Linked DNA regions of Homo sapiens: region 1 is linked to region 2. The links are chromatin loops, found by intact Hi-C in ENCODE. Cell type or tissue: OCI-LY7. All regions are shown on one strand.

Evidence for each region. A loop is a pair of places that touch in the nucleus more often than their neighbours do. Peaks named below come from ENCODE experiments on the same cell type or tissue, not always from the same donor. Only the 100,000 strongest peaks of a DNase experiment are listed, where the experiment ranks them.
Region 1: it touches region 2 in a loop (3.0-fold over the local background); 1 of 110 quality-filtered maps calls a loop at or near these places.

Annotation. Positions count from the first base shown.
Region 1 is chrY:15,508,100-15,513,099 of GRCh38, reverse strand. No RefSeq gene overlaps it. Among named protein-coding and RNA genes, the nearest start is that of NLGN4Y-AS1, 710 kb to the right of the region's middle. In OCI-LY7, no CTCF peak of the experiment used is centred here; DNase peaks (open chromatin) are centred at 1,629, 2,629 and 2,966; H3K4me3 peaks cover 2,804 bases; H3K27ac peaks cover 4,204 bases.
Region 2 is chrY:15,576,623-15,581,622 of GRCh38, reverse strand. No RefSeq gene overlaps it. Among named protein-coding and RNA genes, the nearest start is that of NLGN4Y-AS1, 780 kb to the right of the region's middle. In OCI-LY7, CTCF peaks have their summits at 1,973 and 2,177 (motif pointing right); a DNase peak (open chromatin) is centred at 2,182.

The DNA.
Region 1 (5,000 bases), 69 kb after region 2:
AGGTGTCTCTGCAATGATTAAACACCAAGGGAAGGCTGCCTTCCCTAGTTCATGACCGGCGCCAGAGTTTTGGCTCCACGGATAAAACGTGTCTCCTTTTTCTCTACCAGAAAATGAAAGGAATAGAAATTAAGAGAAGGGAGAGATTGAAGTGTGGTGCCAAGATTGAAAGGAGAAAGAGGTTGAGGGATAGTGAGGGAGTTTGGAGAAGACAGTAAAAAGAGGCCGCTTACCAGATTTGAAATGGGTGAGATGTTTCTTGGGGTGGTGGGTCTGAGGACCTGAGGTCATAGGTAGACCTTTCTGATGGAGCAAAGAGCAGGAGGACAGGGGATTGATCTCCCAAGGGTGGTCCCCCGATCAGAATCAGGGCACCAAATTTCATGCACGTCCATGTGAAGAGACCACCAAACAGGCTTTGTGTGAGCAACATGGCTGCTTATTTCACCTGGGTGCAGGCGGGCTGAGTCCAAAAAGAAATTCAGCAAAGGGAGATAGGAAGGTGTAGGGCCATTTTATAGGATTTGGGTAGGTAAACAAAAAGGTGGGTTGTTCTCTGGTGTGCAGGAGTGGGGGTCACAAGGTGCTCAGTAGGGGAGCTTTTGAGCCAGGATGAGCCAGGAGAAGGAATTTCACAAGATAATGCCATCCATTAAGGCAAGAACAGGCCATTTTCACTTCTTTTGTGGTGGAATGTCATCAGTTAAGGCAGGAACTGGCCATCTGGATGTTTATGTGCAGGTCACAGGGGATATGATGGCTTAGCTTGGGCTCAGAGGCCTGACACGGCCATTTTATATGATTTGGGTAGGGAGTGGAAAAACTACAGTCAAAGTGCGTTGTTCTCTGGTGGGCAGGGGTGGGTGTCACAACTTGCTCAGTGGGGGAGCTTCTGAGCCAGGAGAAGGAATTTCACTAGGTAATGTCATCAGTTAAGGCAGGAACTGGCCATTTTCACTTCTTTTGTAATTCTTCACTTGCTTCAGGCCATGTGGATGTATACATGTAGGCTTGGGCTCAGAGGCCTGACAGTTAGATGACAATATGAACTGTAACAGCAAAGACAACAATCATCATAACCCAGAGCCCTCAGTGTGTATAAAATTGTTAGACTTGAGCTACCCATTTTATGTAGATGGGCATTTACTTCTAACAACAAGTATGGCAGGCTATTCAAAGTCATTCCTCTGGTAAGGGAAATAGATGCATATTCTGGTTGTCTCTTTTGGAAAGGCTTATCAGAAATCCAAAAGAATGGGACCATTTGTCTCTCATCTACCTGTAACCTGGAAGCATGTGGCAGGAGGGGCTTATTTTGAGTTGTCCTGTCTTTCTGGACAGAACCATTTTGCTTCTTACGTATATTAATTGATGTCTCTTGTCTCCCTAAAATGGATAAAACCAAGCTGTGCCCAATCACCTTGGGCACATGTCATCAGGACTTCCTGAGGTTGTCACAGGTGCACATCCTCAACCTTGGCAAAATTCTCAGGCGACTGAGAATTGCATTAGTTTGTCTGGGATGAATGCTCCCTAAGACGTGCAGTTGCTATAAATAGGTTTCCCCCTCAGAAAAAATACTTAGGGTCTAATCTCAGCCAGCAGCTGCATATAAGTATCTGATCCCTCCCACACCTCGAGCCCCTGGCACACTGCACCAGGTAGCTGTGAAACAAGTGGACTGAACCAGTTCAGGGGGTAATGACCCTGAAAAGCACATTCTTCAAGCAACACATTTAGGGTCTGACACACATCTGGACTTGGTCAAATCCAAAGGAGAACTCTAAATTATAAGGAACAAGTCCTCTGAAATAGCTAATTACTGTCCCCCATGCATCCCCTGCCACACACAAAAAGGGGTGGTATGGTAAGGGTAGGAGAACAGCTAGCAAAAGAAAAAAACTAAAAGGAAAGATTCTTAAGGGCTTTCATTTACATTACAAGGCCGCCTTTTTGCCAGGCAGACCAAACTGAAAGAGCAATGGCTATACTTCTGAAATAGCAGCATTTTATCCTAGCTGAAATAAGGTAATGAGATTTAAAAACATGTTTTAAAGGATCTCAATGGTTAGAAGTCAGTGTAATTAAAAGGCTAAGATCCATGATGTGTGTGCGTGTTTGTGCGCACGCGTGTGTGTGTATGTTTGCATGTTTGTATTTAAAAGACCTTCATGTTTTGTTTTTGTTTGTTTTTCTCGTCTAAGACCTTGTGGTTTTTTTTTTTGGGGGGGGGGTAGGGGGTGCAAAAGTTGTGGCTTTTTGAGAGGCTCTGCCCAGAGCTCAGAGATCCATTTAAAAGATAGGTCATCCTTATCTAAATAAAATTGGTTTCCTTATAAAATCATATGATGGATTTGTGTAATTTTGTTTTATTTGGTTCAAAGAAAAATAAAAGCATCTCCCTCTAGGAAAACCAGACTTTTTCTCTCTGTACCTTATGATGTAAATTTGCTATTTGATTTTCACTTGAATTGTTTCCTTTAATATCCAAATTTAAGGCTATTTAGCTGACAACCAGCTAGGGTTGTGAAACAGGTTATCAAGAATCTAAAAGTCCAAGATAGGGGGGGAAAGAGGAAGTGTCAGGCCTCTGAGCCCAAGCTAAGCCATCATATCCCCTGTGATTTGCATGTATATGCCCAGATGGCCTGAAGTAACTGAAGAATCACAAAAGAAGTGAAAATACCCTCCCCAAGCTTAACGGATGACATTCCACCACAAAAGAAGTGAACATGGCCGGTTCTTGTCTTAAGTGATGACATTACCTTATGAAAGTCATTTTCCTGGCTCATCCTGGCTCAAAAATCTCCCCCACTGAGCACCTTGCGACCCCCACTCCTGCCCCCCAGAGAACAACCCCTTTGACTGTAATTTTTCTTTACCTACCCAAATCCAATAAAACTGCCCTACCCCTATCTCCCATCGCTGACTCTCTTTTCGGACTCAGCCCACCTGCACCCAGGTGATTAAAATTTATTGCTCACACAAAGCCTGTTTGGTGGTCTCTTCACATGGACACACATGAAAGGAAGGGTGTTTATGAATGTATAAAATGTACTTCCATTGGCATGCCTAATAAGTCTATGTATTTATGGGTTGGGTACACAATGTTTCACTACTAAAAATATATAAAACAGCTGTAATTGGCTTGAAGAAATATAAAAGTGCTTAAATCAAATACTTTACCAGGAAAAAAAAGGACTAGTCAAGTTCTTTTTCAAGTTGATATAACTTAAGTAAAATATTTAATAAACAAAGCTAGCTTTAAAATAATTGGTAAAGTAATATTAGAAATGTCTTAATAATTGCCAGCATACATTTTTTTTCATTTATTAATCAAGTAATGTCAGACTTATCCCTGCCAAACAGTATAAGATGTCATATTTTGGCATAGGGACTACAGAAGTATAAACCCAGCCCAAAACAGACTGACCTTTGCTTGTGTAATTTTTAATAAGTAAGACATTCATGTTGGTGTAATGAAAATAGTTACATCTTGAGTTACTTAGTAAAATTACCATAACTTCTAATCTTTTGGCTTTAAGCAGTTTAGTCTACAGGCAGTAAGGAGGTTTGTTTTGGGAAAGCACTGTTATGGTCTCTGTTTCAAAGCTAACCTGAAAACTAATTTCCTTGCAAAGTTACTTTGGCCTTTGCCCAGGAATGAACAAGGACAGCTAGGAAGTTAAGAGCAAGATGCAGTCAGTTAGGTAAAAGCTTTCTTCACTTTCTCAGTTATAATTTTACAATAGCACTTTTGTAACTTTAAAAGTTATAAATCACAACTATTACAATTTTCATGAATAATTAATGAAAACAAAACAATCAGGTAAATGTCATAGGATAAATACTTGTAGACAAACGGGTCATAATTTAGAATATAAAGTTATATTAAATTAAATAGTAGATATTTCATAATTTAGATGTTTTCCAAAAAGTACTTATTGTAGGACAACATTCTTCCTAAGAAAAAAAAAAACTTGTGTCCTTTTCAAATAATGGTGAAAAAGTTTTGTCTAATTCAAAGCTTATTTAATGGTTATATATGAAATAAGGTGAAAGGAATCAGAAAATAAAAAGAGATATAAAGAAAGTTATAAAAATAAAGAGATTTTTTTTGTGGTAAGAAAGCTTAAAGAGAAATAATTTTTTCCTGGGACTATTATTATTATTATTGTATTTTTTCAATACTTTAAGTTCTGGGGTACATGTGCAGAACGTGCAGGTTTGTTACATAGGTATACACATCCCATGGTGGTTTGCTGCACCCATCAACCAGTCATCTATCCACATTAGGTATTTCTTCTAATGCTATCCCTCCCATAGCCCCCCACCTCCCAAGAGGCCCCAGTGTTTGATATTGCCCTCTCTGTGTCCATGTGTTCTCATGGTTCAACTCCCACTTATGAGAGAGAATATGCAGTGTTTTGTTTTCTGTTTCTGTGTTAGTTTGCTGAGAATGATGGTTTCCAGCTTCATCTATGTATCTACAAAGGACATGAACTCATCCTTTTTGGTGGCTGATTAGTTCCATGCTGTATATGTGCCACTTTTCTTTATCCAGTCTGTCATTGATGGGTATTTGTGTTGGTTCCTAGTCTTTGCTATTGTGAATAGTGCTTCAATAAATACTATGTGTGCACATGTCTTTATAGTAGAATGATTTATAATCCTTTGGATGTATAACCAGTAATAGGATTGCTGGGTCAAACAGTATTTCTGGTTCTGCCTCCCTAAGGAATCACCACGCTGTCTTCCACCATGGTTGAACGAATTTACGGTTCCACAAACAGTATAAAAGCATTCCTACTTCTTCACATGCTCTCCAGTATCTGTTGTTTCCTACCTTTTTAATGATCACCATTCTAACTGGCATGAGATGTTATCTCATTGTGATTGTGATTTGCATTTCTCTAAGGACAGTGATCATGAGCTTTTTTTCATATGTTTCTTGGCTGTATAAATGTCTTCTTTTGAGAAGTGTCTGTTCATATCCTTTC
Region 2 (5,000 bases):
CAAGCTTTGGGGGTCTAGAATCTCTACTCTTAGCATAGCACTGGCTAGTCTCAAAGTGTGATCCAGAGATTCTTAGGGATCTCTGGGACCAAACAGACTCTTTGTAGCAGTAAGATACCAATGTGACAGATAGCAAGTCCTGACAGAAATTGAAGTTCTTTACCCCAAAATACATTTCGCTGACATATTTCAAAATAGCCCCCAAAGAGGAGCAGAAAATCAAACGCTGCATGTTCTTTCTCATAAGTGGGAGCTAAACATTTGGTACTCATAAACATAAAGATGGCAACAATAGACACTGGGAACTACTCGGGGGAAAGTGGGAGGTGGTCAAGGAGTGAAAAACTATCAGGTGCTATGTTCACTACTTGGATGACAGTATCATTAGAACTCTAGACCTCAGCATCACTTAATATACTCATGTAACACACCCGCACACGTACTCTCTGAATCTAATTTTTTTTTTTTTAATCATTTTTTGAGCCACTAAATTCATGGTCAACTATTACAACAGACATAGGAAACAGGCACATCAGCCCTGTTCCCTTGAGAAAATAGCTTCAGCTTTCTGTGTCTCACATTCCCACAGTGTTTCCATGTGAGTATTATGTGGAACGATTATCACAAGCACTGAGCCTACCACCTGCAAGATAGGCAGTTTTCCTGTGGCCCTTATATGACCAACACCTCCCGTTGAGGGATAGAGACCAAGTGCTCCAGTATAGGGCTCAGACAGGCCAGGGCTGAAGTCACTCAAGCTGGGCAGGTGACCCATGGCTGGGGAATAAACACTGCTTCCTCACCTTTTATAACAAACAGAGCATAGAGCTAAGTGGCATAGAAGTAGCCATCAGGAAGTTAGCCTGGGGCCAAAGGGAATGGAGTTGAAGTTCAGCTACTCTAAGAAAGAGACTGTTTTAAACAATTGGTGTGAGATAAGTGAGAATGGAGCCAATGGAAAAACACTCATTCCTCACAGGGGTATCATGTGTGAGTCACAGTGGAAATAAGTGCCACAGTGGAAATAAGTCAATTTAGGAGGTAAATTACTAGAGACAGAGGTTTCAGGGATCCTGAAGCAAATCTCCATTGTTAAAAGCTCATCTCTCTCTCTCTCTTTTTAATCTTTACAGGAATGCCTCCTGTTATTGTATTCTGCTCCAGTGTGTTTTTCAGATGTTACATTATTTATCTATGTATGTATTTGTTTATGTATTTGTTTTTATTTATTTTAGGTTCAGGGGTACAAGTGCAGGGTTTTTATATAGGTAATCTGCTTGTCTTGGGAGTTTGGTGTGCAGATTATTTCATCACACAGGTAATCAGCATAGTACCTGATATGTAGTTTTTCAATCCTCTCCCTCCTCCCACCCTCCACTCTCAAGTAGGCCCCAAGGTCTGTTGTTTCCTTCCTTGTGTCCATGCGTACTTAAAATTTAGCTTCCCCTTATAAGTGACAGCATGCAGTATTTGGTTTTAGGATCTTGCATTAATTATTTTAATATAATGGCCTCCAGCTCCATCCATCTTGCTGCAAAGGACAGGATCTCTTTCTTTTATATGACTGCTTGGTGTGTATGTATCACATTTCTTTTAATCCAGTCCACTGTCAATGGGTATTTTGGTTAACTCCATGTCCTTGCTATTGTGAATAGTTAAAACATTATTTCTTACAACTGAAGACTGTAGATGGAATTTCTCTTGCTGGCAGGCTCTGCCTTTTGCAGACATTCATATGTTCCATATGTACAGACACTTAGGGAAGATTATCATGGAAGTTCACATCATGTGTTCTAGATACTGTAATGGCCTCCTATGAAAGCTAAAACTCTTCCCCTATTTTATCTTTTCAATATCACCTGAAGGTAATTCTCTGAGAGACATTGTGATTCCTGCTTCACAGAGATCACAACCAACAAATGAGAAGTTTAATTACTTTGCCATCGTTCATTCAGGCAGTTGAAAGCAGAGCTTTGTGAGAAATCATAATGTGTGAATTATAGTCTTCTTTTCCTCTGACCCATCAAACTCATAGAATTTTCACCTGCTTATCCTTCTACTTGATCAAACTCACACCATTTTCACTTTAAATTTAACAACAAAACAAGTGATTCCTATATAAGAAAAAGGAGTAGTTTCATTAATGGTTTGATATACACAAATTGCCCACTTGGGGGCAATATATAAGGGAAGAAGTTCCCCCTATATCTGTATATCTATATCTATATATAGTGAAAAAGTGAGACCTTGTCACACACACACAAAAAAGAAAACCCAAAAAGATACATCCACAGGTAATTGATTGAGTGCCAACAGAAAATGTCTTTTACCTGGGAAAATCTGCCCAGGTAAAAATCTGCCCAAAATCAAAATAGATTTTGATTTGGGTTTCAAAGTAGAAATAAACTTAGGAAAGTTGGAGAATGGAATATGGGGGAAAGAAAAAGAAAAACAGGTGAAGGAGTATGAATTATTTTTCCTGAAAATTTATGAGCAGAGAAAAAGTCTTGGTCTGGTTTAAGTTTAAAATTTGTTACAGTAATTGTCCAATTCACACTTTAAATATCTTGATGGCATGTTGTGGTTGTGTTCCCATAATAGAAGGATGATGGCTGAGTTACTCAATCTCTCCAGGCAAGCATAGAGAGGATTCTCTTACAATGTACTCCAAGACTTGACAGAAACAGCTGCTTGCAAACAAGGCTTCTATTTTTGTCCTTCTGAATGTTACCACACAGCAGGTCAAATAACTGTTAATGGCAAGAGCATATGCTAGTCATTCTTATGCTTGATCTAGGCAGAGGTTCATGTAATATTCTGTTTTTCATTTTTTCTCCTTGAATCTCCTTACCTGGAAATAACACTGATTCTCTGAATTGAGGCAAACCACATTGAAGCATGTGATAATTCATGCGAAATGTTTTCTCACCCAAGATGCTACATTTTCACGTTCCTTGATTTATTCATGCCAGAGACTAAAACGTATGAATTGCAGATGAGTAATGTAATGAGATTTTTTAGGTTCTACCACATATTACTCAATTATTATGAGGGCAAAAATAAGGAAAAATGACCTGTTGATATCAGTTCAAAGAATCCTTCAAAATTATCCTATATAGCCCAGCAACTAGGCATATGCATGGTATGTTCTATAGAATCAATATATAATTGCATGTCTGTCAAATTCAACTGAATGCATGCACAGATAAATGAGACTGATGTGATCTTCTTTCAAAGGTGAAAAGCTGTGAATACCTGCTGGAGGACTAAATACTGATACTATCATGAAGCGGCAGCTTTGCCTACTCTTGGGAAGCCAATGACAATGTTTGCCAACATCATTTGAACATAACTACCTTGTAATAATCTACTAGAGCCAGTCACTACTATTTTTTTTTCATAATGAAAGTATCAATTGCTCTCTGAAAGATGTGTTATTGCATGAGGGAAAGAGATGCCAAAAGCAGTGACTGTAAGAAGCAACCCATAAGCAATATGGACCCAAGCCATGTGTTTGGAATTTTTGTTTAAAGTAAAAACATGCACAAAGAGCAGTTCCTTCCACGCAGCCATCAGGGAATTTTAAAAGCATTTCTCTGCACATGGAAAAAAAGTCTGCATTCTTGAACATTCTGAAAAATGTGATCCCCCACCCCACACTTCTGCAGAAGACATCTATAGAGTTCATCTATCCATTCCACTGACATTTATTACTTGTCTGTAGGCAGAGAAAAAGAGAGGGAGGAAGAGCCTTCTTCAGAGTGACCTTGATTTGGGAGAGGGATGGAAATGAAGCCAGAGATAGAATTTTAACTGTTCTTTTCTGAGAATACAGGAAATATTTTACAATAAGGCAAAGGCAAACAACTCTAAACTCAGCAAAAAGGAAATCTTAAGGAAGTTATTCTGATCCCATCTAAAGGATAGTATTTTAGGAAAAAGAGAGGAAATACTCAAGGAGAGAAGGAGACAGAGAAAGAGAAATCTGAGAAGGGTTCACTGTTTATATCAGTCCATTTTCATACTGTTATGAATAAATACCCAAGAGTGGGTAATTTATAAAGAAAAAGAGTTCTAATGGATTCACAGTTCCACATGGCAGAGGGGCTAATGATCATGGTGGAAGTTGAAGGGGGAACAAAGACAAGTGTTATACGGCAGCAAGAAAGAGAGCACATGCAGGGGAACTGCCCCTTATAAAACCAATAGATCTCATGAGACTTATTTTCTATCACGAGAACAATGCTGGAAAGACCCACCCCCATGATTCAATTACGTCCCACTGGGTCCCTCCCAGAACATGTGGGGATTATGGGATCCATAATTCAAGGTGAGATTTTGGTGGGGACGCAGCCAAACTATAACCCTATTCATTCAGTAGATTCTTATTGAATGCTTACTCCATGGGTATTCAAGGCACTAGGACACAGTGGTGAATGAGGCAGCCCAGATCTCAGCTTCCACAGGAGAAGAACTATGAGCAAATAAAATAATAAACAGGTAAGATATCAGATAGGCAAGCAATTAGAATAGAGTGGTGGGAGAGGCCAAGGACTTTTGATTTGGTGGTCCAGGGAGACCTTACAAAGGCAACATATGAGTGAAAGAGAAAATCCATCCAGAGATGAGATGTGAGTATGAGTTTCTAACAGAAGAAACTGTCAACACAAAGACCCTAAAGTGAGAACAAGATTAATGGGTTGGGGGCCCCAGACAAAAACATGAAGAGAGGAGGAGAAAACTGTACAGTTGGGGTAGCAGACTTCACATTGTATTTTGAGTGTATGGGAAGAAATTGGAGTGAGGTTTTTTTTGTTGTTGTTTGTTTTTTCTCTGTTTGTTGTTTGTTGGGGACAGGATCTCGCTCTATTGTTCAGTGCAGTGATGCAATCATAGCTCACCGCAGAATTGCAATTCTCCTACCTAAGCCTCTCAACTAGCTAGAACTACAGATGTATATCACCACATCTGGTTAATGTATTATTATTATTTTTTTTCTG